Linked DNA regions of Homo sapiens: regions 2, 3 and 4 are each linked to region 1. A link is a loop called in an ENCODE intact Hi-C map of the cell type or tissue named here. Cell type or tissue: sigmoid colon. All regions are shown on one strand. Links, peaks and the distances in the headings refer to the core of each region. The heading gives the core; the rest is flanking DNA. Region 1 holds the start of GPC4 (glypican 4). Region 2 has its middle 67 kb from the start of GPC4. Region 3 overlaps GPC4 (glypican 4). Region 4 has its middle 80 kb from the start of GPC4.

The links. Peaks named below come from ENCODE experiments on the same cell type or tissue, not always from the same donor. Only the 100,000 strongest peaks of a DNase experiment are listed, where the experiment ranks them.
Region 2: it touches region 1 in a loop (3-fold over the local background); 3 of 110 quality-filtered maps call a loop at or near these places.
Region 3: a loop joins it to region 1, with 4 times the contacts of the local background. A loop is called at or near these places in 18 of 110 quality-filtered maps.
Region 4: a loop joins it to region 1, with 4 times the contacts of the local background. A loop is called at or near these places in 3 of 110 quality-filtered maps.

The regions. Positions count from the first base shown.
Region 1 is chrX:133,412,113-133,420,033 of GRCh38, forward strand. GPC4 (glypican 4) reads right to left here and starts at 3,377. Exons shown (of 9, transcript NM_001448.3): 1 at 2,694-3,377. The coding sequence starts at 2,853. RefSeq lists enhancers at 3,616-4,116, 5,239-5,778. In sigmoid colon, for the core only: no CTCF peak of the experiment used is centred there; DNase peaks (open chromatin) are centred at 1,519, 2,689, 3,039 and 3,509; H3K4me3 peaks cover 3,533 bases; H3K27ac peaks cover 582 bases.
Region 2 is chrX:133,478,829-133,486,749 of GRCh38, forward strand. No RefSeq gene overlaps it. Among named protein-coding and RNA genes, the nearest start is that of GPC4, 67 kb to the left of the region's middle. In sigmoid colon, for the core only: no CTCF peak of the experiment used is centred there; a DNase peak (open chromatin) is centred at 3,693; H3K27ac peaks cover 333 bases.
Region 3 is chrX:133,331,758-133,339,678 of GRCh38, forward strand. It overlaps GPC4 (glypican 4), which reads right to left. Exons shown (of 9, transcript NM_001448.3): 2 at 7,426-7,584. Among named protein-coding and RNA genes, the nearest start is that of GPC4, 80 kb to the right of the region's middle. In sigmoid colon, for the core only: a CTCF peak has its summit at 3,448 (motif pointing right); no DNase peak of the experiment used is centred there.
Region 4 is chrX:133,491,817-133,499,737 of GRCh38, forward strand. No RefSeq gene overlaps it. Among named protein-coding and RNA genes, the nearest start is that of GPC4, 80 kb to the left of the region's middle. In sigmoid colon, for the core only: no CTCF peak of the experiment used is centred there; DNase peaks (open chromatin) are centred at 3,835 and 4,355; H3K4me3 peaks cover 427 bases; H3K27ac peaks cover 1,001 bases.

The DNA.
Region 1 (7,921 bases), core at 1,017-6,016:
ACTGAAAAAAGCACATTCCCCATCCCAGGCAAAGTGCCTGGCAATTAATCCATCCAGACCTAGGCTGAATACAAGTCACTATATTGACTATCCCCCTTAAAAAATGACCAAAATTATCTGAGTGTAGCTCAGAGAAGACAAGGCTAATGTATGCATCTGGAGAGGCCAGGGTGATGGTAAAGATTACGCCTGTTTCTATACTGGCCGTCTAAAGGTATTTACTTGGGTCTGTCTGTGTTGTGACAGTGTCCTAGACTCAAATGAATGCCTCTAACACTCCACATTTTTGAGCCATTCAGTCATGCATTTTTGTTATTGTTGAAAGTGGTGCGAAATTGCACTGCATGAGCTAAAGTCCTTGGTGGTCTTCCAAGGATTCCAGCTAAAAAGGCACTTCCTTTGTTCCTCAGGAGAATGCAGTCCAGTAGGTCATTCAAAAGGGGAAATAAAAGCAGCAGCCCAGGGAGGGAGATGAAGGACAAGACAAAAAGAATAAAATGTTTTGGGTGTGAGCACATTAGCTTCCATTTCCTGCTGCTGGTCACTAATAACTCCCCTATCTTTGGCATGGGGGAATGTCCAGATAGACATATACGCAAAATATCCCTCAGGTGATTTCTGGGGATGATGACAATCAAAGGGAACACCTAGCACAGAGTCTCTGAGCACCCTTCAAGCTTCCTTTTTCCTGAGATGCTGGCTGGGGAAGATGCCCTGCCACAGCGAAAGACTGCACAGAGCAAAGTTGGGGAAACTGGGGAGGGCAGTTTCACAACCCCACTCGCTGAATGCCTGCAGTCAATATCAAAGGCACATATTGTTTGCATGAGCAGAAGATGAAACCTTGTCACATTCCCATTAAGTGCAGAGCTGCATCTACCCCTTCAAAATGTGGGAATGACAACTGTAACCTTCACGCCAATCATCTCCGCTGTGCCCAGGCCTAAACTGTGCAGGGCACAAAGACCCCAGGTTTGACCTGCAGAGTCCCCAAGCTTCAGCGGCTGGTGGTTCACTTCATTTTTTTTCTGGCGGGGCAGGAGGAAGGGAAAGAAAGAGGGCTTTTCAGGGCTCTACAACCAATAAAATCGTGCCGCTTTGAGGACATACTTGAGCTCCCCAAAAGACAGGCAGCTGAAGGGCAAACAGTGTCTAATCAGTAGTGAGCATGTTATTTGGTAACTGCCAAGGTGCAGTGGGCGCCTGGGCTGCTCCAACAATTTCTTCGCTTCTATTTCTAGACAGACGCCAGTTACACTCCAAAAGTGCCCAGCAACTTCCCTCAATTACCTTTGTAATTAATATGTAATTGATGACTGCACTTAATCTCCAAGGTTATTAATAGCCCTTCCAAAAAATGACCCCCAAATCTTCCTAAGCCTTTGGAAGCGCCTGGTTGAAATTACAGTATTTCCTTTGCTGGCTGCCGGCCCCCTGCCCGCCCCACCCGGAGACCAGCACGGCAAGGCAAAGGCGCGCTCCACTCACTTCCATGAAAGGTTCGGAGTGGAGGCTCAGCCCCCCCCCCGGGCTCGAATCTCTCACTCCTCCGTTAGATTACGCTGGCCACCAGCCAGCTAGATTCGTGGTGCTTTCTGAGCCCCCAGGGCGAACGGGCTACCTGCGCGGCCGGCGGGGCTGCGCGCAACAGTTGGCCGCTGCTAAGAAGACAGTGCGACCCGGAGGGGACCCGGCCGGACACCGCCGCCAGCTTCGCTGGGAGGGACGCAGGGCACCCGCCGAACGCTGCCTCCCCAGCGCTCCGAGAGGGGCTTTCACAAATACCCCCATACACCCCCCATCCCACCCCACCGGCGCCAAAATCCGGTGAACTTTCTCACAGGCTAAGCCGTCTCTATTTGCATAACCATCTCCAAACTGAGATTCAGGTTTCCTGTAATCAGTCCTTTCAAAGGTCTGTAATTGAAAGTGCAATTAACCCTTAAAATGAGGTAAGAAAAAAGAAAGAGGGGAAAAATACTCCTCTGGTCTGATACCTTCCGGAAAGTAGGAGAGTTCCCAAAAGTCAGGGTTTGGAGGGGTGGAGAGTGGGGGTAGTCGTTTGCTTTTTAAAGGCGACTTCTGAAGCGGTTGCGGCTACTAAAACTCCTAATCCTTGTCAGCGGTGCAAGAGAGGCGGGGAGAGAGTTTTAAAAGAACATCAATGAAACATCAATTCAAGTTCCACGTTTTGCGACCCCCAGAATCTAGCAAGCTCCGGGACGTTTCCCTCCACCACACCCCACTGGCGACCCCCACCCCCACCCGGCCTCTCCTCACCCATACAACAAAGCGGGGCGTCCTATAAGGAGTTCAACCCGGAAAAGGAGAAGTAGCCGGTGACACGCACTTTGAGGGCCACAGTCCTCAGGGGCTTCCCGGGACGGCGAATAATGCAGGGGGGAGAGGAGGAGCGGAGGCGGGGAGCGGAGCGCGACAGTCGCACTGGGCAACCCGGCGGCGCCCCTCCGCTCGCAGTGCTGGGAAGGGGGGAGCGCTGCGCCCGCGGGGAACGTCCTGCGCCCGGGCTGCCTGGCTCTCTCGCTCGCTCGCTCCTGCCCTCTCGACTGCCCATTTCTCCCTCTAGTGTACCTGCGTCCGGCGCAGGGGGCGGCGGGGCGGGGGAAGGGAGTTGCAGCCTCCCTTCCCGAAGTGTCGGTCTCTGCGCCCACCTCCCGGGTGTGCCCACCTACCGTTGATCTCGTGGAGGGGGGCATCGTTCTTGTTGAAGCCTTTGGACACGTAAAGACGTCGCACTTCCGAGCAACTTTTCGACTTGAGCTCGGCAGCCAGCAGCGCGGCGCTGAGCACTGCCAGGGTGCAGAGAAGCGCGGGCAAGCCGAACCGTGCCATGGTGCGGGCCGGGGCGGACGCGTTCCCACCTTTGGGACCGGACGGGAAGCGGCGCTACGGCAGCGGGCCGAGGGCTGGCGGAGTCGGGGACTAGCGAGTGGAGCTGGAGGGAGAAGGAGTTGGAGTTGGTGGAAGAGGCGAGCAGGCGGAGGAGACGCGGGGCGAAAAGTAGAGCTGGGCCTCGCGTCAGGCAACGGTCCCCGGTGCCAGGCGCCGGGCCAGGGGAGAAGGAGGGCGTGGAGGCGGCGCGCGGCCCAGGGAAGCAGAGGCGCGGGCTGGTGACCTCGGGGTTTCGCGGGGCAGCGAACCCGGCAAGCTGACTGGCCGGCGAGGCGGGGACGCGGGGAAGGAGGGAAGGGTGGCAGGCGCCGCGGGGACCGCAGAGGGTGTGGGCGGCGGCGGGCGTTCGCTGCGCGCTGCTTGGGCTGCCCTGCGCTGGTCCGCTCGTCCGGCTGGACTCGGCTCGGCTGACTCTGCCCTCCGCCGCGCGGCTGTGCCCTTCTCAGCTCTGCCGCTGATTGACTGGCCGGCGTGCGCGGCGACGCTCCGCAAACTTGGCCAAGCGGGCGGCACTCGGGGGGAGGGGGCGGGCGTCGTGGGGGGGCCGGAGACAGGCGGGAGCACGCTGGGCCGGGCCGGGAGAAAACCTGGAAGCCGGGTTGGATCCGGAGCGGCCAAATCCACTTCCTAGGGGGCCGCACCGGGCGCCCGGCGCTCCTTCGCGTGACACGCCCCACCCGGCTCCTCCTTCCTCCCCTCCTCCTCGGAGGCGGGGAGCCAGCCCACCGCCCCCCAACCACAAAGGGAAGGCCAACTACTCCGGGCTGAAGGGCCCAGGTTCTGGGGAACGGGACGGCCTGGGACTTGTCCCGAAGCCCATGTCTGAGCCCCAGGCCTTCTTGCGCGCGGCCACCTGACCCGCCGCCTATGGGCAAAAGCCGCGCGGAGCCCTCCCGCCGCGATATCCGCCTCCCCGCTGCCATCCCGCACCCGCGGACGCTCCTATCCGCGCAGCTCCCGGGCTGGGCGGGGAAGGCACATTACTCGCATTGTTTCGCTGCAGGCAGCAGGGGGATTTGGGGCTCCGAGCTCGTCCTAGAGCCTCACCTGGTCTCCCCAGACCTGCTTCCCATAGGACGGTACTCGTGAAACACCAGTTTGTCCAGGACCCCATCAGGCATCCTCCTTCCCGCATCCGCAACACTCCAACCCCTCGACGCCACTCCCACCCCCGACCCGGTTCTACTACAAGTCTAACCGAACTCTGAAGCGGGAGAAACCCCCAACCGCGAGGTGAGGGGGCAAAGACAGGGTTGACCGCAGAGATCTTGGAGACCATTTGGCCCAACCCTTCCTTCTATTAAGGGAACTGGGGCCCAGAAATGGGAAGCGACTTGGTAAATAGCACGCCGGGGAAGGGGGCGTCCAGAACCCGGGACTCTTGACTCTCGAATTTCATGGAATAATGGTAGCCCAGGACTCCCAAACCCCCTACCCCCTCAAGCCCCTTGAGAGAGACTGACACCCCTCTGGGACTCAGTCCCCACTTTTCCACCAGAAAACTGGAAATGGGAGAGACTTCCCATCTTGCAAGCTTTGTCAGATTCCATTAATGAGTGTTTTTTTGAAGCTCCCAGCGCTCCTTAAATGAAGGGAACTGTGCAGCTCGGGAACTTGTCATTACCGTTGTTATTGTTACAATCTGCTTTAAGAGGTTGGGTTGAGAAGTGCCTCAGACACCTCGGGAGTGTGCTGGGAACTGGGCAGATAAAAAGGGCTGGAACTTATTATTTGGCTAGACTCTCAATTCCCATAAAATTACATAGGGCAAAGATACGAACCATCATTACAGTTATCACCCTCAGAGGGTTTGTTGAGACTTTCTCCACTGTTGTTTGTAAACCACGTTGACATGGCTGGCTATGAGGAGCTGTTATTTTGAATACCTGCTTGCAGACTCTTCTACATTTTGTTAACAGACTATCAACATGAACAGACTGTGACCCGTCTATAACTGTGACTTCCAATTTCTGTGGGCTGGCTGAATATTTAACTCTGAAACTAGGAGAGCAATTTTTTTAATGTGCAAACTCAACTACAATTGAATTTCCTGCCATTTTCAAGACTTTCCTTAAACTGGTAACCATCAAGTCCTGAAGGCATTGCTAGGGCTTAGCTGAGCACTTTTAATTTTCATTGATTGATACATTTACTTAAAGATGTTCTTCACCAAGGAGAATATGCTCTGAGATGCAACGAGCATTATTATAAAATGGAAGCCAGTGACCGTAAGAGAGAAAATGATACTCCTGAACCATGAAGGCCAAATCAGAAAGCTACTTCTCACACCAAGGCTGGGAGGAACTCATTCGTTGCCGCCGCTCCCCCCCGCCGCCCCCGCCCTCCCCAGGTTTACTCCTGCTCTTCCTCATAATGTATTATTAACCCAAACTTGAGCCTTTTCCACCAGAAACAGTAACCTCTGGCTACAAACAGATCTGGACAAGTCTGAACTTTACCAAGGGAGGCAGGAACCCCAAGCCGTGCTCAGAGGCGGCTCCCACTTCAAAGCCTCCTTTCATTTAAATACAAACAGGGTGAACAACTGGCAATCTACGAAACAAATACCATCCAGAAGGGAAGCTTTCTTTTCAGATGGGCCAGAACTCCTTCTTCCCTCTCCCACTCCCATCCCTGCTGTCTTCAGAAGAGGCTTCTTAGTGGAGATGCACCTACTCCTTGTAAGTTCTCTCAACGCCAAAAAATAGAGACTGCATGTTGACTGCAAAAATCGATGACTTCTCAGGCTGATTAACCGTCATATAACTTTTTTTTTTTTTTGCTTTTTAGAATTGTGGTAAAAAGCACACACATACGCAATTTGGTATCATTTTAACCATTTTGAAATGCACACTTCAGTGGCATTTAGTACAATCATAATGTACAATCATCACCACTAGTTACAGAACATTTTCATCACTCCAAAAGGAGACCACATACCCATTAAGCACTCAAAGTTCATTCTCTTCTCCTTCCAGTCCCTACAAACCACTAATTTGCTTTGTCTCTATGGATTTGCCTGTTCCAGACATTTTGTAGAAATGGAATCATACAATACAGGGCTTTTGTGTCTGACTTCTTCCACTTAGCATCATGTTTTCAAGGTCCATCCATATGGTAACATGTATCAGTACTTCATTCCTTTTTATGACTGAATAATGTTCCATTTACGGATATACCACATTTTGTTCATATAGCACTTTACAAGTTTGCACAGTGCTTCCAGGTGCACCCTCATATCTTAGAATATTTTGTTTTTTGTTTGTTTGTTTTTAATTGATAAGCAAACCAAGTCTCAGCAAGGTTCTGTGGCTTCTCCACAGCCACAGAGCTCTTGGGTGGCTAAACCAAGACTGAAATCTAAGGCCTCTGACCAAATCCCATGCTATTTTTGTTGTGGTTGTTGTTGTTGGTCAGAGAACACAGTGCTCTGGGTCTCTTTTACTGTCAGCAGTGAATGTACAACTGCCAAGGTCCTGTGGAAGTATCTTTGTTTTAGATTGATAAATGTTCATTGAACACCTCCTATGTGCCTGACAATGTTCAGTCCTAGAGGAAGGGAAGATGTATAAGCCAAAAGGAGTTTACAGTTTTATAAACGGTGTGCAAAGGCTTGCTTAGATAGAATGCACTAATGGTATACTTGTTTTTCCCAGGTCAGGAGTTTCCCCTGATATGACACTGGGAGGGGGAGGGTACATTTGCTGGTGGGCAGAGAGAACAAAGAATGCATTCCCATGCTTCTGTCCTCCAATCCAAGAGAACTGGTTGAGCCAGGTCTACTCTCTCAGCTTTGAGGACACTTCTCATGGCCTGCTGGGGAGCTACCCTGATTTCCAAATATGGGGCTGGGAAGAACCAAGCCTGGACACAGTGGCTCATATCTGTTAGGAGGCCGAGGCAAGGGGATTGCTTGAGCCTAGGAGTTCAAGACCAGCCTAGGCAACATAGTGAGACTGTCTCTACAACAAAATAAAAAGTATCCAGGCATGGTGGTGCACACCTGTGGTCCCAGCTACTTGGGAGGCTGAGGCAGGAGGATTGCTTGAGCCTGGGAGGTAGAGGCTGAAGTAAACTGTGATCACGCCACTGCACCACAGCCTGGGTGACAGCATGAGACCGTGTTTCAGGAAAGAGAGAAGGGAAGAGAGGAGAGGAGAGGGGAGGGGAGGGGAGGGAAGGGGAGGGGAAGGGAAGGGAGGGAAGAAAAGAAGGAAGGAAGGGAGCTCCCTCCCTTAGTTAGGGTAAGATGTTGGCCTGCAGCCCTCTAGTCTTTCCCTGTATCCAGCCCATTCCCCACACAGCCATCAGAGTGAGGCTTTGACAACATCTTCTGGACAATGTCCTTCTGGCTGATTTTTGTAGAGACGTTTTGTCATGTTGCCCAGGCTGGTCTTGAACTCCCAGGCTCAAGTGATCCTCCCACCTCGGCTTCCCAAAGTGTTAGGATTATAGGTGCGAACCACTGTGCCTGCCCCCCCACCTTTTTTTCTTTTTCTTTTTTCTTTTTTTTTTTTTTTGATGCAGGCTCTGTCGCCTAGGCTAGAGTATAGCTTCCACCTTCCTGGGCTCAAGCGATCCTCCCAGCTCAGCCTCCCGAGTAGCTGGGACTACAGACACATGCCACCATGCCCAGCTAATTTTTTTTTTTTTTTTGTATTTTGTAGAGACAGGGTGTCACCATTTTGCTCAGGCTACATTTCCAACTTTCTTACTGGCCCTTCCCTATCCTGTATCCTGTGCTCTGGCCCCACAAGAATGTGTCATCATTCTCCGTCCTGCATGGATTTCTCTACCTGTACCCTGCCCCTTCTTATGCTATCCTTTCATTCCCCTCCATTTCCTGGACAATTCTTTCATACTCATCCTTCAAGACTCAGCTGAGAAGTCACATCTTCTGGAAAGCTTTCCTGGATTCCTCCAAGCAGAGCTAGCCCCTCCTCCTCCTTTTAGGCCTCCAAAGCACTGTCTGCATAAAATGACTACAACACTTGCTCCTTAGCAGAGG
Region 2 (7,921 bases), core at 1,442-6,441, 67 kb after region 1:
AGCTGATGTTGTTTAGAGACATCTATCCATCGTTGTTCTATGGATTAAAGAAAATGAGTTTAATGCACTCAGTAGGGCACCTGGCACATAGTACGCACTCAAGGAAGCAAGATCTGTCCCACTTACAGAAAGAGCAAGGAAAGATATCTCAAGGCCACTGCCAACTGTGTTGGAAGTCCAGGCAGGGATTGTGGCGGGGACTAGGAATAGGAAGGAGACATGGAAATGGTGTAGTACAAGGCAGAACACAAACAGAAGAGAATTAAGGGAGCCAAGGCAGATTACCTACAGGATGGGAGAGAAAAGGGTAGGAAGAGCTGTGATTAGGTGTCAGGCAGGTAGCGAGTTAACCCCTATATACTTGGTCATTTCACAGTTCATTCATTCATTCATCCATCCAAGAAATATTTACTGAGCATCTACTATGTTCTTTTTTTTTTTTTTTTTTTTTTTTTTTGAGATGGAGTCTCGCCTAGTCACCCAGGCTGGACTGCAGTGGCGTGATCTCGGCTCACTGCAAGCTCCGCCTCCCGGGTTCACGCCATTCTCCTGCCTCAGACTCCCGAGTAGCTGGGACTACAGGTGCCCACCACCACTTCCGGCTATTTTTTTGTATTTGTAGTACAGATGGGGTTTCACTGTGTTAGCCAGGATGGTCTTGATCTCCTGACCTTGTGATCCGCCCGCCTAAGCCTCCCAAAGTGCTGGGATTACAGGCGTGAGCCACCACGTCCGGTGAGCATCTACTATGCTCTAAGCAGTGCTCTAAGCACTAGGGACACAGCAGTGAACAAAACAGAGAAGGATCATTCTCTAAGAGAATTTACAGACTCATGGCAATAGGCAGTGAGGGAGATTTGGGAGTGGGAAAATGGTGTGGGAATTCAGAGCTGGCTTTCCCAAACCTAGAACCCTCTGAATGGAGTCCCAGAAGTTGCTCATCTCAGCCCTTCCCAGGTATGGTTTGTCCTAAATAATGGTGACCATCCCACCCAAGTTTCTTGTCAGGGCTGGCTTTGCAGGAAGATAATGAGGAGTATTTCAGGGGGAAAGATGGGTTTCCCTTCCCTTATTTCACGTGGCCAGAAATATTTTTTTTGCAGAGAAGAAAGCCTTACTTTTCCCGTCTCAAGGCCCAAACAGACCGGAGGAATAAAAGCTTTACCAAGGAGGAGCTGGATGCAAGCAGGGAAGAGGAGGGAGAAGGAGGCTAGGTTCTATCAGTCATTCAACTAATACTGAGTGACTCCTCTGTGCCAAACTCTGTGCTAGATGATACCACAGTAAACATGTAACAACCTCTGTCCTCGTGAAGCTTACATTCTGGCAGATAATAAACTAACTAAATGATAAATTATCATCACTATGGAGAAAAATGAAGCAGGGAGAAGGGAAAGGGAGACTTGGGGAAAGGGTTGCAAATTCAATTAGGGGAGTCAGGGAGTCATTTACACAAGGCACTATTTGAATGAAGACCAGAAGGAGGAGAAGGGGTCAGCCTAGGAGATCTGGAGTGGGGAAGAGCATTCCAGGAAGAGAAAACAGCCTGAGCGAAGGCCCTAAAGTAAGTGTGCTAGGCAATTTTTTTTTTTTTTTGAAACAGTGTCTCGCTGTGTTGCCCAGATTGGAGTGCAGTGGCTTAATCTCAGCTCACTGCAACTTCTACCTCCTGGGTTCAATCTATTCTCCTGCCTCAGCCTCCCAAGTAGCTGGGACTACAGGTTGGCACCACCACACCTGGCCTCATTTTTGAGGAATAATATGGAAGTTGTGGCTGAAATGTAATGGGTGAGGTGGAAAGCAGTATAAGATGGCACTATGGGAGGTCAGATTGGGGCGGGGGAGGTTGTTGACCATGGTAAGGACTTTGGCTTTGACTGAATGGAATGAGAAGACATAAGAAGGTGCTGAGCAGAAGAGTGACATGCCCTGCTCTACAATTCACATGGATCGGGCTGGCTGCTGCATGGAGAATAGAGTGTACGAGAATAAAGGTGGAAGCTCAGAGCGCGCTAGTGCCATAATGCAGGCTAGAGCTGATGATGGCTCAGGCCAGGGTGGTAGAGGGGGAGGAGATGAGAAGTAGTCAGATTCTGGAGATCATTTGAAAGTGGAACCGGCTGGGTGTGGTGGCTCACAGCTGTAATCCTAGCACTTTGGGAAGCCGAGGCAGGTGGATCACGAGGTCAGGAGTTCAAGACCGGCCTGGCCAAGATGGTGAAACCCTGTCTCTACTAAAAATACAAAAATTAGCCAGGTGCGGTGGCAGGCACCTGTAATCCCAGCTGCTTGGGAGGCTGAGGAAGGAGAATCACTTGAACCTGGGGAGCAGAGGTTGCAGTGAGCTGAGATTGTGCCACTGCACTCCAGCCTGGGCAGCAGAATGAGACTCCATCTCAAAAAAAAAAAAAAAAAGAAAGAAAAGAAAAGAAAATGGAACCAACAGTATTTGCTGATGATTGAATGTAAGATTTGAGAGAAAATCAGGAGTCCAGGATGAGCTCATGTCTTTGATCTATACAAGTGGAAGAATAGAGTCACATTAAGAGTGATTGAGAAGATGGTGGATGGGGTTAGGGAAGGAGGTAGACAAAAGTCAAGAATTTGGTTTTTAGCCTGGGCACAGTGGTTCACACCTGTAATCCAAGCACTTTGGGAGGCTGAGGTGGTAGGACTGCTTGAGCCCAGGAGTTTGAGACCAGCCTGTGCAACATAGTGAGACTCTGTCTCTTAATGGAAAAAAGTTTGGTTTTTGATGCGTTATGTTTGAGGACCTTATCTGATATTTGTATGGAAACATTGATTAGGTGGTTGGATAGGTGAGCTTGGAATTCAGAGGAGAGGCCTGAGTGGACCTTTGACTGATCAATGGTAGAGGCTCAGGTGGCTATGTGGAGGCAGAGCCCTAGACCGCTTGGACTTCTCCTCCTATACCTCTGTTCTCAGGCCTGGGGCAGGACTTGGGTGTGGGATCCATCCTTAGTGGATAAAGCTATGCTTCCTCCTCCCTTTGCTGTCCTGTCTTCCTCAGCTCCTAGTCTCTCTGTGCTAGTCTTTCTTTGGGCACCCAGAGTTAGGCAACTCTGGGTGCCTCTCATGTACTTTTCCTTAGAAGTCCTAGGAGAGTAGCAGCAGAGATAAGGAGCAGGCTGAACTCCTGAGCTGAGTGGAGACTGGGTGCAGTCACCCCAGAGCTTTCAGGGTCACTGTCTATTGGCATCATCTTCAGAAACAACTTATAAGAAGAAAGTACCGGGGATGCTGCAATTAGAGTTTTCTTTGAACCAATGTGTACAATTAACATCTTCTTTGGAGGTCACATTTCTCATGTTTGCAGAAAGGATTTCTTCCCCTATGATGCTGTAGCAACATGTAGAAGTCAAGTAAAACAGTGTGTAAATACTGGAGCCTTTCTTGGATGTTTGCCTGAGTGTTTCTTTCTGATTCTCCATTTTCTATCCTGATGTTGTGAGGGCCCAGAGGGCACTATCTGCTCTTTGCTATTCCTAATGCAAAGGGTCTCTCGGTTTTTCCATACCCAGAAACTTCCAGATTGCTTAACTCCATATATTTTTAGCAGCCCAACTTGGTGCCTATGGATTGGAGAAGGAGCTGCTGTTTCCTGGGTGTGTGGCAATATCACAAATGCTCTTGCCATGTGGCCAGCAGCCAATCCCCGACAAAGTCTAGTTTGGGTGCCCTGGTACACATGGAGATGCTCTAGTTATTAATCAGAATGAGCGCTCTTCTTTCCTTGCCAACCAGCACTGTTCCTGAACCCTGCTCTTACGGAGTGTACATTATGTACATGGATACACTCGTAGGAAACATGGAATTATTTATTTTCTCATCAAGTTATCCTGACCTAATTGCATAGAAACCTTATGGAGCTTTGGAAATCTTCTGTTTATGAGTCACAGAAATTAACTTTCTCTTCATAAGAGCTCTTTATAGAAAGAAAAAAAATAGAGCCAAATGCCTTTTCTTTGAACTGAAGTTGCCTGTCTGTGACTCGCTGAAACCTGAACCTGGATGTCTGTTAGTCTTAGCCTTAGCTTTAGCTTTGAATTTAAATGATTCAGCCATGTTACCCAAGAGAAGGCCTAAAGCAAATGTCCCAACCTGGACCTCACCCATTTTTGAACTCAGTTTTTTTCTCCCTTGTCCCCATTGTCTAAGTGGCCTCCAAAAAGACTATGGGAAATCCATAGGGCTCTGTAAGTGGCCATCCAGTATCTTATAAAAACCTTCAGAGACCCCAGATATGGAGGAGATTATGATGTCTCCTGACAGTCTGTGTAAATCAACTAAAAGCAACATTAAACTGAAAATAAGTGCAACAAATTCCTGGTTTTCCCATAATGATTGCTTCATTTTTTTTTTAATTTTTTTAGTATTTATTGATCATTCTTGGGTGTTTCTCGGAGAGGGGGATTTGGCAGGGTCATAGGACAATAGTGGAGGGAGGGTCAGCAGATAAACATGTGAACAAGGGTCTCTGGTTTTCCTAGGCAGAGGGCCCTGCCGCCTTCCACAGTGTTTTGTGTCCCTGGGTAGTTGAGATTAGGGATTGGTGATGACTCTTAACGAGCATGCTGCCTTCAAGCATCTGTTTAACAAAGCACATCTTGCACCGCCCTTAATCCATTTAACCCTGAGTGGACACAGCACATGTTTCAGAGAGCACGGGGTTGGGGTTAGGGTCACCGATCAACAGGATCACAAGGCAGAAGAATTTTTCTTAGTACAGAACAAAATGGAGTCTCCTATGTCTACTTCTCTCTACACAGACACAGTAACAATCTGATCTCTCTTTCTTTTCCCCACATTTCCCCCTTTTCTATTGGACAAAACCGCCATCATCATCATGGCCCGTTCTCAATGAGCTGTTGGGTACACCTCCCAGACGGGGTGGCAGCCGGGCAGAGGGTCTCCTCACTTCCCAGACAGGGCGGCCGGGCAGAGGTGCCCCCCACCTCCCAGACGGGGCGGCAGCCGGACGGGGGCTGCCCCCCACCTCCCGGACTGGGCGGCTGCCGGGCGGAGACGCTCCTCACTTCCCAGATGGGGCGGCTGCCGGGCGGAGGGGCTCCTCACTTCTCAGAGGGGGCGGCCCGTCAGAGACGCTCCTCACCTCCCAGACGGGTTGGCGGCGGGGCAGAGACACTCCTCAGTTCCCAGACAGGGTCGCGGTCGGGCAGAGGCGCTCTTCACATCTCAGACGGGGTGGCGGGGCAGAGGCGCTCCCCACATCCCAGACGATGGGAGGCCGGGCAGAGACGCTCCTCACTTCCTAGACGGGATGACGGCCGGGAAGAGGCGCTCCTCACTTCCCAGACTGGGCGGCCGGGCAGAGGGGCTCCTTCACATCCCAGATGATGGGCGGCCAGGCAGAGATGTTCCTCACTTCCTAGATAGGGTGGCGGCCCGGCAGAGGCTGCAATCTCGGCACTTTGGGAGGCCAAGGCAGGCGGCTGGGAGGTGGAGGTTGTAGCGAGCCGAGATCACGCCACTGCACTCCAGCCTGGGCAACATTGAGCACTGAGTGAGCGAGACTCCGTCTGCAATCCCGGCACCTCGGGAGGCCGAGGCTGGCAGATCACTCTCGGTCAGGAGCTGGAGACCAGCCTAGCCAACATGGTGAAACCCCGTCTCCACCAAAAAATACGAAAAGCAGTCAGGCGTGGTGGTGCGCGCCTGCAATCCCAGGCACTCGGCAGGCTGAGGCAGGAGAATCAGGCAGGGAGGTTGCAGTGAGTCGAGATGGCGGCAGTACAGTCCAGCCTCGGCTCGCATCAGAGGGAGACTGTGCAAAGAGGGAGAGGGGGAGGGGGAGGGGGAGGGGGAGAGGGAGAGGGAGAGGGAGAGCCATTTTTTTTTTTTTTGAGACAGAGTCTCAATCTGTCACCCATGCTGTGGTGCAGTGGTGCAATCTCAGCTCACTGCAACCTCCACCTGTCAGGTTCAAAGGATTCTCCTGCCTCAGCCTCCCAAGTAGCTGGGATTACAGAAGCCTTTCACCACACCTGGCTAATTTTTGTATTTTTAGTAGAGACAGCATTTCACCATGTTGGCCAGGCTGGTCTTAAATTCCTGACCTCAGGTGATCCACCTGCCTTGGCCTTCCAAAGTGCTGGGATTAAAGGTGTGAGCCACCGTGCCCTGCCTCAATTGTATTTTTGAGCAACCAAATCAGAAGTGCTTTCAACTACTTTTTTGGGGTGCTTTCAAAGCAAAGGGGGTGTCTGTGCTTTGCAGGAACCCTAAGCATGGGTTGAATCTGTCTATTGGGATAAGTCATTACTGTTGTCAGTGAACATTTTGCGACCCCATTTAGCTCCAAAAGTAACTGGGCATAAAATGTATTCTGGGGATGTTCATGATCATTTTATAAGTTTAAGCTTCCTGGAACAACCTTTAAGCGATCTATTTTCTACTTGAAAGGACTGAGCTTACAGTTTGATTTCATTTCCATTAGAAATCAGAAGGTATCTTTTATCAGAGCTGAGGCAGTACGCAACTGTTGATCATAGGATGGGTTGGGAGAGATGAAACTTCGTCACATTGGATCTGGGGACCTCAGGCAAGTGGGTAGATTAGAGCTAAGATGCAGAGCAATATGGGTACATAAGGCAGTAGAGCAAAGCCCAGCAGGCCCAAATCAAGGGCTACACAAGCCCTGGTGGTGAGGGTGAGCAGTGAGACTGAAAGCAGGTGGGCATATGGGAACCATCCTCCAAACTGAAAAGAATATGCTAAATGGGAAGTAGCTTTATGGGCGGGGACCAGGGGTGGGACACAGTAGAAGGTCAGGAAACACAAGACTCCAATGAGAAGACCTAGAGAACTTAGACCAAATGTTAGGTTTGTCTAAAAGTTTGTTATACTCCTTGGTATTACAAGAACCAGTCACAGGCTGTGGACAGCCCAGCACAGGTAGGTGTGAATAGCTAAGTGGTGGACCCTGGCTGAAGGGGAAACTGAGGGGGCAGGGAGCCGAATAGCTACTGACTGATTCACTTGGTCTTGTGAGCCATATGTAACAGTGTGTGTTTCATGCGAGATACAGATTAAAATGAATATTTTTAAGTAAATATTTAACTGTAACTCTTTTTTATTTTGAGACAGGGTCTTGCTCTGTTGCCCAGGCTGGAATGCAGTGGCATTATCATGGCTCACTGCAGCCTCCACCTCCCGGACTCAGGTGATCCTCCCACCTTAGCCTCCCCAGTAGCTGGGACTAGTATGGCTATAATAAAAAAAAGAGGCACATGCTAAGTTTTGTATTTTTTGTAGGGACGGGGTTTCACCATGTTGCCCAGGCCTATCTTGAACTCCTGAGCTCAAGTGATCTGCCTGCTTCAGCCTCTGTTTTAGTCAGGGTCCTCTAGAGGGACAAAACTAACAGGATATATATATATATATATATATATATATATATATATATACACACACATATATATATATACACATATATATATACACATATATATATATACACATATATATATACACATATATATATATACACATATATATATACACATATATATATATACACATATATATATACACATATATATATACACATATATATATACACATATATATATACACATATATATATACACACACATATATATATACACATATATATATATACACACACACACACACACACATATATATATATATATATATATATATACACATACACACACACACATACGGGAGTTTATTAAGTATTAACTCATATGATCACAAGGTCCCACAATAGGCCATCTGCAAACTGAGGAGCAAGGAGAGCCAGTCCAAGTCCCAAAACTGAAGAACTTGGAGTCTGATGTTCAAGGGCAGGAAGCATTCAGCATGGGAGAAAGATGTAGGCCACGAGGCTAGGCCAGCCTAGCCTTTTCACATT
Region 3 (7,921 bases), core at 1,334-6,333, 80 kb before region 1:
AAAAAAAAAAAAAAAATTCAGAACATGAAATAGCAAATCATTATGATACCAATTTGCATGTATGTATATGCATTATCTACGTACACAAAAAGATTAGGTAAATACAAGAGTGACGGTTGGGTGCTGGGGATCAAGGGTAATTTTTTTCATTCTATCTTTCTTGATTTTGTTCCCCCAGATATTTCAGTGACATTTTATAATCAGAAAAGTGATATACCTTCATGCTTTCAAAAGTAACTATTTCCCTTTATTCCCTTCATTCTATTTAACCACTGGAGGATTTGATGTATTTTTCTACTTTTCCAAATTTTCTACAGTGAGCACTGTAATACTTAATAAAAAGAAAAACATTATTTTAAAACTTCACCAAAGCAGTTTCCATATTTTTCATAAAGAAATATATAATTTTTTCCTAAATAGTATTCCTCATTATAGCAACTTGAAAAATATGGACAGGTAAGAAGAAAATATAAATATAATCCCCACTGCTAAAAGACAGTAACAATGGCTTATCAAATTTCCTTCCTCCCTTTTTCCTATGAAATACATGTTGCTACGTGGTTGAAATAAAATGTATTTACACCGTGTTCTTATGTAACACTATATGGTTAGCATTTTCTATGTGATTAAAACTTCTTCAGAAGCATCATTTTTTTTTTCGAGACAGAGTCTTGCTCTGTCACCCAGGCTGGAGTGCAGTGGTGCAATCTCAAATCACTGCAATCTCCACCTCTCTGGTTCAAGTGAGTCTCCTGCCTCAGCCTCCCGAGTAGCTGGGATTACAGGCGTGCACCACCACATCTGGCTAATTTTTGTATTTTAGTAGAGATGGTGTTTCACCATGTTGGCCAGGCTCGTCTCAAACTCCTGACCTCAAGTGATCCACCCATTTTGGCCTCCCAAACTGCTAGGATGACAGGCGTGAGCCACTGCACCCAGCAGAACCATCATTTTTAATGGCTGCATACAATGACACCACATGGACGGAGAATAGTGTAATCATTGTGGGGCATGCAAGCTTATTTCCAATTTCCTACCACTAGAAATAATGCTGTGATGAACATCCTATTAACATCGTACATAAGTGTTTATGCAGATCTTTCTTTCCTTGGGATGCACATCCAGAAGTGGAATTACTAAATCAATGAGTATGAACATATTCAAAACTGCTGACACACTGCCAAATCTATCTGCAGAAAGGGTGTGTCCATGTACCATCCTTGCTGTTAGAGTCATATTTATTACAAGAGTTTCCATTGCTCTGCTAATTCTTTCGAGAGAGGGTGATGAAGATGGGTGTGGACAATGAACAAGAAAGGGCTGAAGCCTGCCTGCACAGGGAATTCTCTCAATCAATCGGTTGGAGTCAGTGCTAGATCAACTAAGCCCTGTTCTTTGCCTGGACAGACAGACACATAGAAGTAGAGCAGGCAGTGATGAACAACATTCCAAACTCCCAGGCCCAAAGAGCAATGAACCAACAGAGTTGATAAAAGCAGTTCATCTGAAGCTCTTCTATGTATTTACTTCCCTCCAGACAGATCCATTGCTTCTTGCTGATGTCATGCCTTCTGAAGAAGTCAAAGCTAAGAGGAGAGGCCCAAAGTTAAAGTGCTTTGGGCTCGTAAAGCTGCACATGCATTTTCAATCCGATGAGATAGCCAATGCTAAAGTCACAATTGGTCACACTTCAGATAACAACTCAAAAGGCAGAAAACCTTTGTCAATAGAGAAATGTGTGCATTTTGTCTGAGCTTTTGATTTGATTACAGTAAGCTGGCAGTGGCTCATTCTGGTCAAGTTTCACAGAGAGATTATAAAAGAATTAGCAAAAGTAGCTGGCTTTTTAGTCTCTTTCATATGGAAAGAAAAGAAAATAGAATCATAAAGGAAAGAGTAGCAGTGCTTTCAAACTAAATCGGAGACCACTGGCATAATCTGGAAGAAACACTGCATTTGCAGGAAGGCCAGAAGGCCTCATGTCTTTCTCCGTACTTTCGAGGCTACTCAGCCTATGAAATGTTGCCCGCTGTACTACAGCAGAGGTTTTAGAAAGCAATGATTTTTTTAATGTCTTAATGAAATGTGAGGTGAGGATTAAAAACCAATCAATGTTGTATATTATGCTATGCATATCTATGACACACTTACTTTGAGGGTGTTTTAGACTTTTTCCAATGTAAAACCCTCTCAGGGGATCTTTAGTAAGTGTGGCTATATAAACGACAATTATCTATATAGGTAGAAAATAGTTAAAGTCAGGGGTCAGGAAAATTCCAGAAATTTCAGCTTAGTCAATGGCCATGAAGCTTATCTGGACATATTTGTCTTTTAAGGTTAGCAGATAGCTCGCTTCCACTGAGGTCATGCCTTTCACGGGCATATAAATTTTAATGCCTCCTACTCACTGATCCTCTGCACTGGTTAATGGCTAATATGAACTACAGAAAATTTGCAGTTGGTGATTAAAATGCAGATTCTGCTAAGTCTGAAGAGTGCTTCGTGCCCTGCCTCTGTGAAGTGATAGGAAACAAGGGGCCTTAGGGCTTAAGGGAAGGGTAACTGCTTGGTTTACACTTGGCCCATGCAGATAGATGGGACAGACAATTATTTCTTTTGTGTGCATTTTAAGCTAATTCAGAAAATTTCTACTATTATTCAAGTTAACAAGCTTCAGGCTCATGGGAGGGTTTTTCAAAGACCTGGTGAAAGTAGCTGAGAGTTAAAAAATGATAGAGGGAAAATAGAGGGTACCATACAGACGGCTAATTAACATCTTGTAAGGCCTTTCACTAAAGCAGCTGGTCTAGTCACATGTTTAAAAGATTCACAGAATTGGTAGGATTGAAAAGGGTTTTAGAGAGCATCTAGCTCAACCCCCTCATTTTATGGATGGGAAAACTGAGACTCATTTAATTGCCCCAGGTCACAGTCACAGTGGGTTCACTGCAGAACTAGGATGATAATTCACTGTGCACTGCCTCCCATCCAAAGTTATTAAATTTGCTCTGAAAATGACAAATTAAAGGAGTTTTCCCAATAGACTAGCATCAGACAACAACCATTTCCTTAGTTATTTAAACATGCAGAATATCTACAGTTTGATACAGGCAGTTATGTAGCAATGACATTACTTCATAGCTGTAACATCATTTTTACTATGTAATTCAGAAATACATTTAACATGGCAGCTGTAATCACCTTAACCTATTTGGGATTTTAACTATGCTTCTTTTAAAAACAACTATTTTCTCACAAAATGCCAGGCATTTGGGGGCGGGTCTTTATGCTGTGGTCCCAAAACACGGATTATGCCCCACTTCTATTTCTATTCCCTTTGCCAAGCAATTTTCCCTAACTCCCTCCTGAATTAAGTATGTGATTAGCATATTCATGAGATGACTGATTCAGCTAAGTTAATTAGCAGCTCTACTATCAAAAAATTCCCAGAATTGGCCAAGAGGGGGAGCAGCTAGCTCTGTCACTACCACAATCTGGCTCTATGTCTCCAGCAGAATACAGATTTCTGGTATTAAACATCCTAAGTTAAAAAGTGGGTTTAAAAAATGATAGCATAGAAAAACACAGAGGCCAGTCTTTAAACTCAGTGATATAGATTTAAAATATAAGAAATCTGATGATTTTTGAGGGGGAGGAAGTGTTCTCTTGTACGTCACCCAAATCCGAACACACACACACATACACACACACACACGCACACACACGAGTTTATATCTTAAAAACTGATATAGACCGTACAGTCTCTTGAGATGTGCAAACGATAGGAAATTAAAAGTACAGAATAAAAAAGGGCCTTAGAGGTAAGGGAACTGGAGAAGGGACTCATCTCTCAAATCCAATGACTATAAAAATGTCAGAACTGGCACTAGAACCCTGACCAGGGTCAATTGAGGAAGAATGATGGAAAACTGGGATAATGAGATGATTTCTGGTAACAGAAGGCTAACTCTCTACAAGCCCCCAAACTTTATTTTTGTTGAAAAGGTTTTTTTTCAATAATTACTTTAAAAGTAATTATTTCTACCTTAGAAAGAAGTGGTATCTCATAGACATAGACAGGTTTTGATGATAGACAAAGTTGTCTGGGGTCAAGGTCACCACTTTGAATTTACACTGTAAGCTTGCAGATGACAAAAGGTACTCCCTTGAAGTTGCCTGACCCATAATATTTCCATGTGTCCTTTTACTATTTCCTTACTATATGTCCCCAGCTGTCTCTGTGCAACTTCACTGCTCCATCTTGGTTCCCTACCACCATCTTTTTAGTCTGCCCAACTTTCTCTCTTCAATTCACACCAAGAGCCAGGGTTTAGCTATTATAATAGTTTGGATAATTCTTTGGCCAAAGCATCCACCCTTGAATTTCTGAGAGTCAAGACATATCCTATAGCCTGTTAATCAATGCCCTTGGATCGGCAGGCATTGAGAATTACTGGCAAGTCCTAATTGACAGCCTTAAAAATTAGTCAATCATCGCCAGGCGCGGTGGCTCATGCCTGTAATCCCAGCACTTTGGGAGGCTGAGGTGGGCGGATCACCTGAGGTCAGGAGTTCGAGACTAGCCTGGCCAACATGGTGAAACCCCGTCTCTACTAAAAATACAAAAATTAGCTGGGCGTGGTGGTGTGTTCCTGTAATCCCAGCTACTTGGGAGGCTGAGACAGGAGAATCGCTTGAACCCAGGAGGCAGAGGTTGCAGTGAGCCGAGATTGCGCCACTGCACTCCAGCCTGGACAACAGAGCAAGGCTCCATCTCAAAACAAACAAACAAAAAATTAATCAATCAATGCAGCACCCACTAGGGGACTATGATTTGGTGGGTACCAGTCAACTAAGGTTTTACCATATAAAATTATCTCATTGTTTCTGTAACCTAACATGGAGAAAATGTGCAAAGTATTCTGGCATTCCAGTATTCCAGCATTCCAGTATATTGATCTCCAGATCAAGTACATTTCAGCTACTACCCATTAAAAAAAAACCTTGTATCTATGTTCCCTAACTTTATTGTCTATGCCATATTTTATGTTATATTATATTATTTTATTTATTTGTTTTGAGACAGGGTCTTGTTCTGTTGCCTAGGCTGGAGTGCAGTGGCGCAATCTTGGCTCACTGCAGCCTTGAACTCCCAGGCTCAAGTGATCCTCTCACCTCAACCTCTCAAGTAGCTGGGACCATAGGCGCACACCACCACTCCTGGCTAATTTTCATATTTTTAGTAGAGACAGGGTTTCACCACATTGCTCAGGCTGGTCTCGAACTCCTGGGCTCAAGCAATCTGCCCGCCGTGGCCTCCCAAAGTGCTGGGATTACAGGCATGAACCACCATGCCCAGCCTATGCCATATTTTAATTTGAAGTCAGAAAAAACACTGGAGTTTCATAATCATTAAAGTTTTGAAACTGATCAAGGCACAGTGTTAACATATTTATTGAATGTGAAGCCTGGTAGGGAAGAGCAAGAAAAACTTTCTATCCTTTTTAAAAAACACATGTTAACACTTACTGATAAAGTTTCTCTGTATGGTTTAAGAAGAAAACAACAACAACAACAAAACACTACACATTGGAATCATAGTAGTGCTATAAAACCATGGGGAGCGAGAAGGGAAAAGAATAGCTAAACCAGTAGGCCCATAGGCAATGACTGTGGGCTCCCTGCCAGGAAGATACAAGTCTAACAAGAAATGAGGTGACTTGCAGTAGAAGGCCTTGGAACTTGGAAACAACTTTATCTCCACTACATTGTGCTGCCAACGGGAGAGTCATTTCTAAAGAGCAGATTTTTTTTTCCTTCTAAATTCCATTATGAAGCCCCTAAGTGGTGATTTTTAAATATCAACATCTTAAGTTTTCAAAAATGACCATTTAATTAGCTTTCTAAGTTTTCTCCCCAAAGTAAAAGAAAAGGCTTAGGTTATTATCTTGAATGAGAAATGCCATGGTCAGGAAAACACCATTCTTTTCAATAATAATAATTCAGTGATCAGGAGAGACAGAGGAGGTCTAATGATAGATTTTGCCAATAACACCCATTTTCACATGGTATTAACATATTGTTAAATACTTTTAACAGCTACAGCATATATGTAGGGGGATATGGGTAATAAGAAGGATATACAGATATATAAATTGTTCCCATTCATCCAGGGAAAGGTGATAGAACTAAGACATAATTTTGCACATAGCGTGTTTGAAAAAATGGGTAGGATCAACGGCATACTACATAGACAGTGTTTTAGTTCAACTACATTATAGATTAAATATGCTTTTGTGGTCTCACCTGGGAACCTAACACTTATTAAATTGGTTATAAGTTTGAAATAACACATCTCAAAGCCAACATTTGAAATACAACCTGTTCTTTAACTGAGGACTGCCTTATCAGCTATATCAAATCTAATTTAGTCTAACTTTCTCACCATGGTAACAAGCCCTTTGCAGAAATACTCAAAGACATTTCATATCTAGAAAATTTGTCTTGTACTTCTTCACCACACATAATGTCAAGAAAAGCATGCTTCAAAGGTACTATGTAATTAGAATGGCCTTTAAAACAGGCACAAAGGAAATCAATCCTCTTAAAACTAAATCTACTTCATAAAAATCTTCAAACTGAGTGAACAGCACCAGGGAAAAGAATCCTGAGGTGTTTTGGACTCCATATTCTATTTTTTAAAGTCTGTTATCTGTACCATTGTTCAGATAGGATCAAAGTACACTTTCAATTGGCTCATATTGGCTATTTCTTCAATATTAAGAGAAAGTGTGCCTGCAAGAAGCCACGTCTGGCATAGGTGATTAGAATGGGTTCTGTCGTGGCTTTTACATGGAAAGACTATGCCAGAGCTTCAGCTAATGTGAGGTTGGATGGAGCCCAGCTTAATGAAGACTATAGTAAAATGGCTACTTTTGGGTCTCTGCTGCATGGAAACTCAAGAACTTTAATCCTGCCTGTGTTCTGCAAAACTTTTAGGAATTCTAGTTGTCTTTGGGGATCCATTTTGAAATTTAATTTGAAGTCCAGCATCTGTAAATTCTCTTTATTTTGACTAAGACAGTTTTCAGATGCCTGCTTTTTATTATGAGGTCTTTTTTTTTTTAAAGGGACTTGCGTCAACAACACTATTCTGTGTTCACCCAAGAAAATAAATCAAAGCATTTAAGTTAAACTAATCTATTTTTTGTCTCCTTGTGACCATATTTCCATAATGCCTACCATACAGATTCCAGTGCATCCGGAAGTATTCTAGCCATAAAGCTACAGGGTAAACTCGTCTCTGGTATCCAACAAGGACAACATCTTGGGAGAAAACTTAAGCACTGAGGGAGCAGAGGAGCTGTGAAAAAGCTACAGTACAGACCTAACTGCCGGTTCTTACATATGACTTGAATAACATACCATCAAACTTCTTGTAACGTGAAGCAAAGACAGCTTGCAAATGATTGCACTGTTCGCTGACCACACTTTTGAAATCATCTTTACTTTGCAGGCTGTACTTCTCCTCCATCTCTTGAGAGCAGCAGGTAGAACCCTGGGGACAGATCTTCAAATGATCACCTGCAAGATAAAAAGTAAGACAGTCAATGTCTATCATCATTCATGAAGTCCAAGAGGGAAAGGTTTGATTTAGGTTCATTTCAACCTGTGAGGCTCCTGCAAAGGCCCAGGCAACATGTGTATCTAACAAGTTCCAGGAAGTCTAAAAATATTCATTCCCTTTTTGAGAAAATAAAATAATAAAGCCCTCTCCAAAAAGCAAAAGAACTTTCCAATCAGAGAGATGGCTAAACCAACAGGAAAACTGGTGTAGTCAATAAACAATATAATATTCCATGTCAACTAAAGTCTCTTTTATAAATTCCCAGAGATTCTCATATTCTATGCTAAATACTGC
Region 4 (7,921 bases), core at 1,750-6,749, 80 kb after region 1:
CTTTGCAACTTTACTTTGCTAGACATTTACTATCCCTGGAGAGAGAATGGCTTATCTTAGTTCAGCTGTTCACTTTTGGCCAGAGAAAGACAAGAAATCATCAATTGACAGTCCCACCAAGACACCATGAAATGGGGGAGAAGCTGCTTCCCAAAAGAAAATGCAAGGTTTTGTTCTGTTTTGTTTACCAGGAAAAGGGGAACCTAGTCAGGTAAAACAACAGGTGTTTGCTAAAATCACTAAAAAATAAATTGAAAACCCATGATCTAGACCAGAACTTAGCAAACTATAGCCTATGGGTCAAATCTAGCCAGTGGCCAGTTTTTGTAGACCTGTGCACTAAGAATGGTTTTTACATTTTTTCCAAAAAGCAGGGGTCTTGTTATGTTGCCCAGTCTGGACTCAAACTCCTGGGCTCAGGCTAATCTCTCACTTCAGCCTCCCAAGTAGCTGGTACTACAGGCACATACCACCACAGCTGGCCTGATTTTTAACATTTTAAAGGATTTTTTAAATACCCAAAAATGGGACAAAATATTTACAAATCATATGTTTGATAAGGGATTTTAATCCAGAGTAAATAAAGAACACTTACAGCCGGGCACAGTGGCTCACGCCTGTAATCCCAACACTTTGAAAGGCTGAGGTGGGTGGATCACCTGAAGTCAGGAGTTTGAGACCAGCCTGGCCAATATGGTGAAACCCCATCTCTTCTAAAAATACAAAAATTAGCATGCCTGTAATCCCAGCTACTTGGGAGGCTGAGGCAGAGGTTGCAGCGAGCCGAGATTGCGCCACTACACTCCAGCCTGGGTGACAGAGTGAGACTCCGTCTCAAAAAAAAAAAAAAAAAAAATTGCAACTCAACATTAAAAAGACAAATAATCCAGTCTTAAAATGGGCAAAGGATTTGAATAGACATTTCTTCAAAGAAGATAAACAAGTTGTCAATAAATACATGAAAAGATGCTCAGCATCATGAATCATTATGGGAATTCAAATCAAAACCTCAGTGAGGGCCGGGCATGGTGGCTCATGCCTATAATCCCAGCACTTCAGGAGGCCAAGGCAGGCGAGTCGCTTGAGCCCAGGATTTCAAGACCAGCCTGGACAATATGGCAAAACCCAGTCTCTACCAAAAAAAAAAAAAAAAAAAAAAATTAGCTGGCCATGATGGTGTGTACCTGTAGTCCCAGCAACTCGGGAGGTTGAGGTAGGAGGATCGCTTGGGCCTGGGAGGTTGAGCCATGATCACACCACTGCACTCCAGCCTGGGTGACAGAGCGAGACTCTGTCTCAATAAATAAATAAATAAATAAATAAATAAATAAATAAATAAATAAAACCTAGAAAGTAGATTATAGGTTGCCTAGGGCTGGGGGTGATAGGAGAAAATGGGAGTGACAGCTAATGGGTGTAGGATTTTGTTTGGTTTGGTCTGCGTGGTGATGAAAATCTAAAATTCATGTGGGAATGGTTGCACAACATAATGAATATACAAAAACGCCAATGGGTGCACTACAATATGCAAATTCTATCTCCAATAAGGCTGTTAACAAATGAAGAGGTAACGAAGAATATGCTGGGATGTCTGTGGTCTGTATTACCTGTGCGATTTCCTTCCTTCTGGAAGGGTTTGCTGAGCCCTGCTCTAGTCTGATTCTCTCAGTCTACACAGACAGATACTGTGATCCAGAGAAGGCAGAGTGGAGAGCCGGCTGATTGCACTCGGCTATGTGAGTCATTCTCTCACCTGCTCCTTGTTAACACACAGTTGAACCCCAAAGAGAGGCATTTGTCTCCCCTAGAGGCTTTGGAGATGAAACCCAAAACCCTGTGGCCAAAGGTTTCCCAATCTGAAGTGGCAAACTCTTGGTTAGCCTGGAAGAAGTGAGCAACTTTCCCTTCCCATCAGATATTTCCAGTGGTGCCTGCAAGCTCCATGCTCCTTGGGATTTAAAAACACAATTTATTTTCTTCGTTAAAGCCTATTCTTCTAACACCCTGCAACATTTACAAATTACTTCAGTAGAAGAAATATTTAGAAAGTGCACTAAGTAAGACTCTGTATCCTTTTTCATAAAAGATTTAAAGTAATTTTTAAGCATGGCTTTGGAACACAGAGTGAAAGGTGTTTCATCTTGCTCCTTCAAGGATTAAAGGTGCGCATGAGCCTCTTGCCATAAAAATAGCCCCAGAGTAATGCTTTGCTTTATTCTAGGAAATGGTGGTGAGTAGGCCTTCATGCCTGCCCCTCCATTCCTAGTCTTATGTTAGATGCTTTTGGAATTGCACTTCTCCCCCAGATTGGACTGTGATCTCTCTCTGGGGGGTTGGGAGTATAAACTTCAGTATATACAACATGTAATAACATATGTGGCTGATGTTACTATCATAACCAGTGTATCCTTCACAGCACTTTTATCCTTGGACATGGGTAGGGGCCATGGAAGCAGAGCCTTGTCTGCAGAGGCCAATCTCTCTGCATCTCTGCAATCCCACCAATTTTACTTTTCACAGACCTTCTGACTTGTACACTGATTTGCAGTGGGGGTCCAGCTCTGTCTTCATTCCTGAGCCCCCTTCTTTGTTTTCCTTTTTGTACCAGCTCCACTTCATTCCTTGTGCTCAACTCGGCCCTGACTCCCAGAACAGGATCCTAGGTCAGCATCTGGGCCCCTAATTATAGGAAAATAATTCCCATCACTGTCTTCACCTCTTTCTCCAGCTGGCCTCAGTCTGGGTCTCCACTTGAACACCAGGTTTCCTATAATGAAGTGAACGAGTGGTCCAAGGTCTCCAAAATAGCAAATTTGCTTTTTCTTTTCTTTCCCCTTTCTTTCCTTTCCTTTCCTTTCTCTCTCTCTCTCTCTTTCTTTCTTTCTTTTTCCCTCTCTCTTTCTTTCCTTTCCCTCCCTCCCTTCCTCCCTCCCTCCCTCCCTCCCTCCCTTCCTTCCTTCCTTCCCTCCTTCCTTTCTCTCTCTCTCTCTCTCTCTCTTTTCCTTCACAGGGTCTCACTGTGTTGTCCAGACTGGAGTGCGATGGCACCATCATAGGTCACGGTAACCTCACCTTCTGGGCTCACGTGATCCTCCCTCCTCAGCCTCCCAAGTAGCTAGGACTACAGACGTGCACCACTATACCCACTAATTTTTTGCCTATGCTGGTCTCAAACTCCTGACTTCAAGTGATCCTCCCACTTCAGCCTCTAAAAGCACTGGGATTACAAGTGTGAGTCATCACTCTTGCTGCAAATGAGCTCTTGATACATTTTCTATCTTTGAGCTTCTAGTCAGTTGCTGAATGTACTGTTTCTTCCTCTTCCTCCCCCTACCCTCTTTTCCTTGTGAAGCATCTGCTAGAAAATCAGTCAATCCCTAATTTGAGTATTTTCGATAGGATTTTTGTTTTGTCTTGTTCTGTTTGCTTTGTTCCATTCTGTTTTTGAGACAGAGGAGACAGATAATTGACTCAAATCCAGTTCTACACAACAATGTAGGCTGAGGGAGAATGTAGGTACAGGTAGGGCCGAGAAAAACTGTACTCCTCAGACAATGCCTGGCACTCCTGTAACCTTGAAGATTAGGTCAAACTGTTTGAAGCACCCCAAACCACAGAACAAAGCCCCAGCCTTGAAATATGCATTTCAATACTGGCAGTTGAATTTTCCAGCCCAGTTCTGAGGCTGGGAAACACAGAGACAGTTGAGCTATTTGTTTGGAGATTCTTCAGTGAAGTTGATGAGCTTCTCTCTTTCCAGGAGTGCTTAAAAATGCCAAGAAACTTCATGGATCATTTCGCTGCTCTGGATTCTCTCTCGGGTCATTGTTGGCCTTCGTCCCAGGCCTCCTCTGGTAGCCAACTCCCTCATTCCAGCAATCATTTCTTTGCAGGAGTTTGCTTCTAACCTTTCAGCGTGTGTCCCAAATATTTAGAGATGGACTCAATCCAGTAGAATGATTTTTTTTTTTCTTTAACTCATTTAAATCACTTAGGAAAAATGAAAGCTGTAAGCTGAATAAACATAGCATTTGCCTCAGCCCAGTCCCTCCTGGCTGGAGCCTCTCTGATCTACCAGTTCCTGGGGCCCCTTCCGTTCTGACTCTCACCTTCCTTGCCAATCCAAGGGCACTTGGGACTTAACAATCCAGTCCCACGTGTGGGGCTTCTTTGTAACGTGCCAGCCAACAGTGCTCCTTGAGCAATCGAACCTTAAGTTTTCTCTATGATCGTCTTTGTTTCCTTGAGGTTTATTATGGGGTGTGACACCTGCCGTTGATTATCTGGCCCTGTAGCCTGGCTTGGCTCTACCGGGATGGAAAGAGTCGGCTCCTTCTGGAGGGAGCAGGCTGAGGGCTGGCACAGGGTAGAGCTGCATCAGGCTCCCTGGCTCTGTTTATTACTTGCTATTTTGAGACTTTCTTCCCATGGAAATGCCGCATGGCTCCAGTGCTAGAGAGAAGCGTGAGATGAGTTCCATGTGAGGGAAACATTTTGAGTGTGTTGACACATTATGTTTATCTTTCAAGACTCTCTTAGGTGGCGTCTGCCCACGCAGAGTGAGGAGAAATGGAGGTCTGTGGGGATTAGATGACTCCTTCAGGCTGAGAGAGAGAGAGAGAGAGAGAGAGAGAGAAGGAAGGAAGGAAAGACAAAAGAAAAGAAAAAGAAATAAAAGGAAGGAAAGAAAGAAAAAGAAAAGAAAAAGAAGGAAAGATAGAGGCTGGGTGCGGTGGCTCACACCCGTAATCCCAGCACTTTGGGAGGCCGAGGCAGGCAATCATTTGAGGTCAGAAGTTTGAGACCAGCCTGACCAACATGGTGAAACCCTGTCTCTACTAAAATACAAAAAATTAGCCGGGAGTGGTGGCGGGCGCCTGTAATCTCAGCTACTTGGGAAGCTGAGGCAGGAGAATCGCTTGAACCTGGGAGGTGGAGGTTGCAGTGAGCTGAGATCATGCCAGTGCACTCCAGCCTGGGTGACAAAGTGAGTGAGACTCTGTCTCAAATAAATAAAATAAAATAAAATGCCTAACGAAACTAGAGAGAAAAAAGAATAAGAGGCTTGTAATAAATGGGAAAAAGAAGTAAATTTCAAGAGAGCAAAACTCTGTCTCAAGATTTAAAAAAAAGTAAAAGAAGGAAAGGTAAAAAAAAATAAAGAAAAAGAAGGAAAGATGAAAGAAAGAAAAAAGAAAAGAAATATGGTCCCATATTTCTTCCACAGTCTTCCAAGGGACTACGTGTATTTAGCCTACATTAGGCATCTAACTGCTTTCACTCTCCTCAGTGCTTGATCTATGTGTGGATACAGCCCCAGTGAAGCCCTTTCTGCTTAGTGGTTATGACTGTTGAAGCTCTGGGAAAGCTGTGAGAAGAGGCTCTTTTTGATTCTAGGATCATATTATGGTTTCTAAGAGACACATATTTTATTCACATAGCCCTTACTGCTTGTAATAGGGGAAGCACACATCCAGGATTTGCAGACAAAAGAATCCACTCCAGCCTTGGAGGGAGGACAGGGAGCCATGGGCAATCAGCAAATTACCCAGAGTGCCCCCCTCCTGCCTCCAGGAAAAATAGAAAGCATATTAAGAACAGGAAGAAGCCATTTAGCCGAACTTTCCCATCTTTGGAGGATTTACTTTAATCACATCTTTCAGCTCTTTCACCATCCCCGACACTTCCTGACGCCTCCTTGAACAGATCTAGGTGTCCCTCTCTGGAGCCTGAGCCGTTCTCACGCGGGCTCCGTTGCCCTGCCTCTGATAAGCTATTCCATATGGCTAGGGCTCTTTGTTCTCACAGTGCTAGGTTTTACAACTTCCCATTGACTCGGAGTTTCTTATTTTTTCAATGGGCTCTTCGGGGATTTGCACCTCCTGCTAATATACAAATTATTTTCTCAGTTGCATCATGTCCGTTTCTAATTTTTAAGACATTTTATAAGGAGCTCTCCCATATAAGGGCCAGCCAGAGGAATACAGGAAGGAACTTATACGGAGCCTCAGTTCCCCAGGGAAACCTCTCGGACACCACCTTGTGCAGCTTGCTCAGAAGGTAAATCCTAAGGCTTTTGTCATAAGTCAAAGGAACGCAGCTAAGAATCTTTAGGGCCCACTTGTAGTCTGCTCACCCTGTATAAGTTAGGCCAGAACTGTCTTTTTTTTTTTTTTTTTTTTTTTTTTTTGAGACAGAGTTTCCCTCTTGTTGCCCAGGCTGGAGTGCAATGGGACAATCTCGGGTTCAAGCGATTCTCCTGCCTCAGTCTCCCGAGTAGCTGGAATTACAGACATGCGCCACCATGCTGGGCTAATTTTGTATTTTTAGTAGAGACAAGCTTTCTCCATGTTGGTCAGGCTGGTCTCAAACTCCCAACCTCAGGTGATCCGCCCGCCTCAGCCTCCCAAAGTGCTGGGATTACAGGCGTGAGCCACCGTGCATGGCAGGCCTGTCTTTTGGAACTCAAAATGGTCAGGGGGAAAGCACATGATTCAGGGAAATGAACAGTGGAAGTTTCCAGGGGTAGAAGTTAGAACGGAGTGGCTGCCCTCACTCCCCTATCAGAACAGGGAGCAGCAGGTTGAGGTCTCGCCATCACCATTTGTTTGATGTTAGTGCCTTAAATAACTTCAGCCTTGTCTTTTGAAGCAACCAGTGCTAAAAATATAGAGCCTAATAGTTGCATTCACATCTATGCCAGACTAATGTACCTAGGAAATTGCATGGTATAAAGTAGGGTTTTACTGCTGTATATTAGAATCACCTGGGGAGCTATTAAAACCTACTCATACTCAGACCTTACCTCCAGGGACTCTGTTTTAATTGGCTGGGGATGGGCCCTGGGCATTGGGATGCTTTAAAGCTCCCCAGGTGATTCTAATGTGCAGTCAAGGCAGTCAAGGTTAAGAACCACTAGTATGATGAAAAGAACTTGACCCTTGGTGTTGGTCAGAACTAGGTTCAAATCCTGCCTCTGCCCCTTAATAACAGTGGAACGTCTTAAGCCTCAGTTTCTTTGTTCAGAAACTAGGGATAATAATACTACCTCTATTGGAGAGAAGGAGCTAATGTATATAAAGCACTTCACAATGCCTGGCATACAGGTATCCCAATCCCAACACTCACATGCTCCAACACACCATGCTCTTTTTTTCTTTTCTTTTCTTTTCTTTTCTTTTCTTTTCTTTTCTTCTTTCTTTCTCTCTTTCTCTCTTTCTTTCTTTCTTTCTTTCTTTCTTTCTTTCTTTCTTTCTTTCTCTTTCTTTCTTTCTTTTTTTTTTGGACAGGGTCTCACTCTGTCACCCAGGAAGGAGTGCAGTGGTGTGATCACAGCTCACTGCAGCCTCAACTTTCTAGGCTCAGGTGATTATCCCACCTCAGTCCTCCCAAGTAGCTGGGACTACAGGCATGCACCACCACGCCTGGCTAATTTTTTGCATTTTTTGTAGAGAAGGGGTTTCACCATGTTGCCCAGGCTGGTCTTAAACCCCTGGGCTTAAGCAATCCACTTGTCTCAGCCTCCCAAAGTGTTCGGATTGTAGACTTGAACTACTGTGCCGGGCTTATGCTACCTTTTAAACCATTAAGCTCCAGCAGTTTGTAGAAATTATCCATATTCAACTTTTTGTATAGATCAAAATACATAAGGTAGAAAAAAGCTAATGAGGAAGAACATTGAACTCGAGGTTCAACATTTAGATCTAGGCTTTCTGGCCCAGAGGAGTTTGATGGCATTTTACTTCAGTGACCGAAACTTTGAAAGTAGAACACAAAGTAGTCTGCATAGTTTACACATACTTGGTTGTGCAAAGACCAGATGAGAGAGACACAGTTTGATAACAGTTCATATGAAAAAGACTTTGGCGGCTGAGTGCGGTGGCTCATGCCTATAATCCCAGCACTTTGGGAGCCCAAGGTG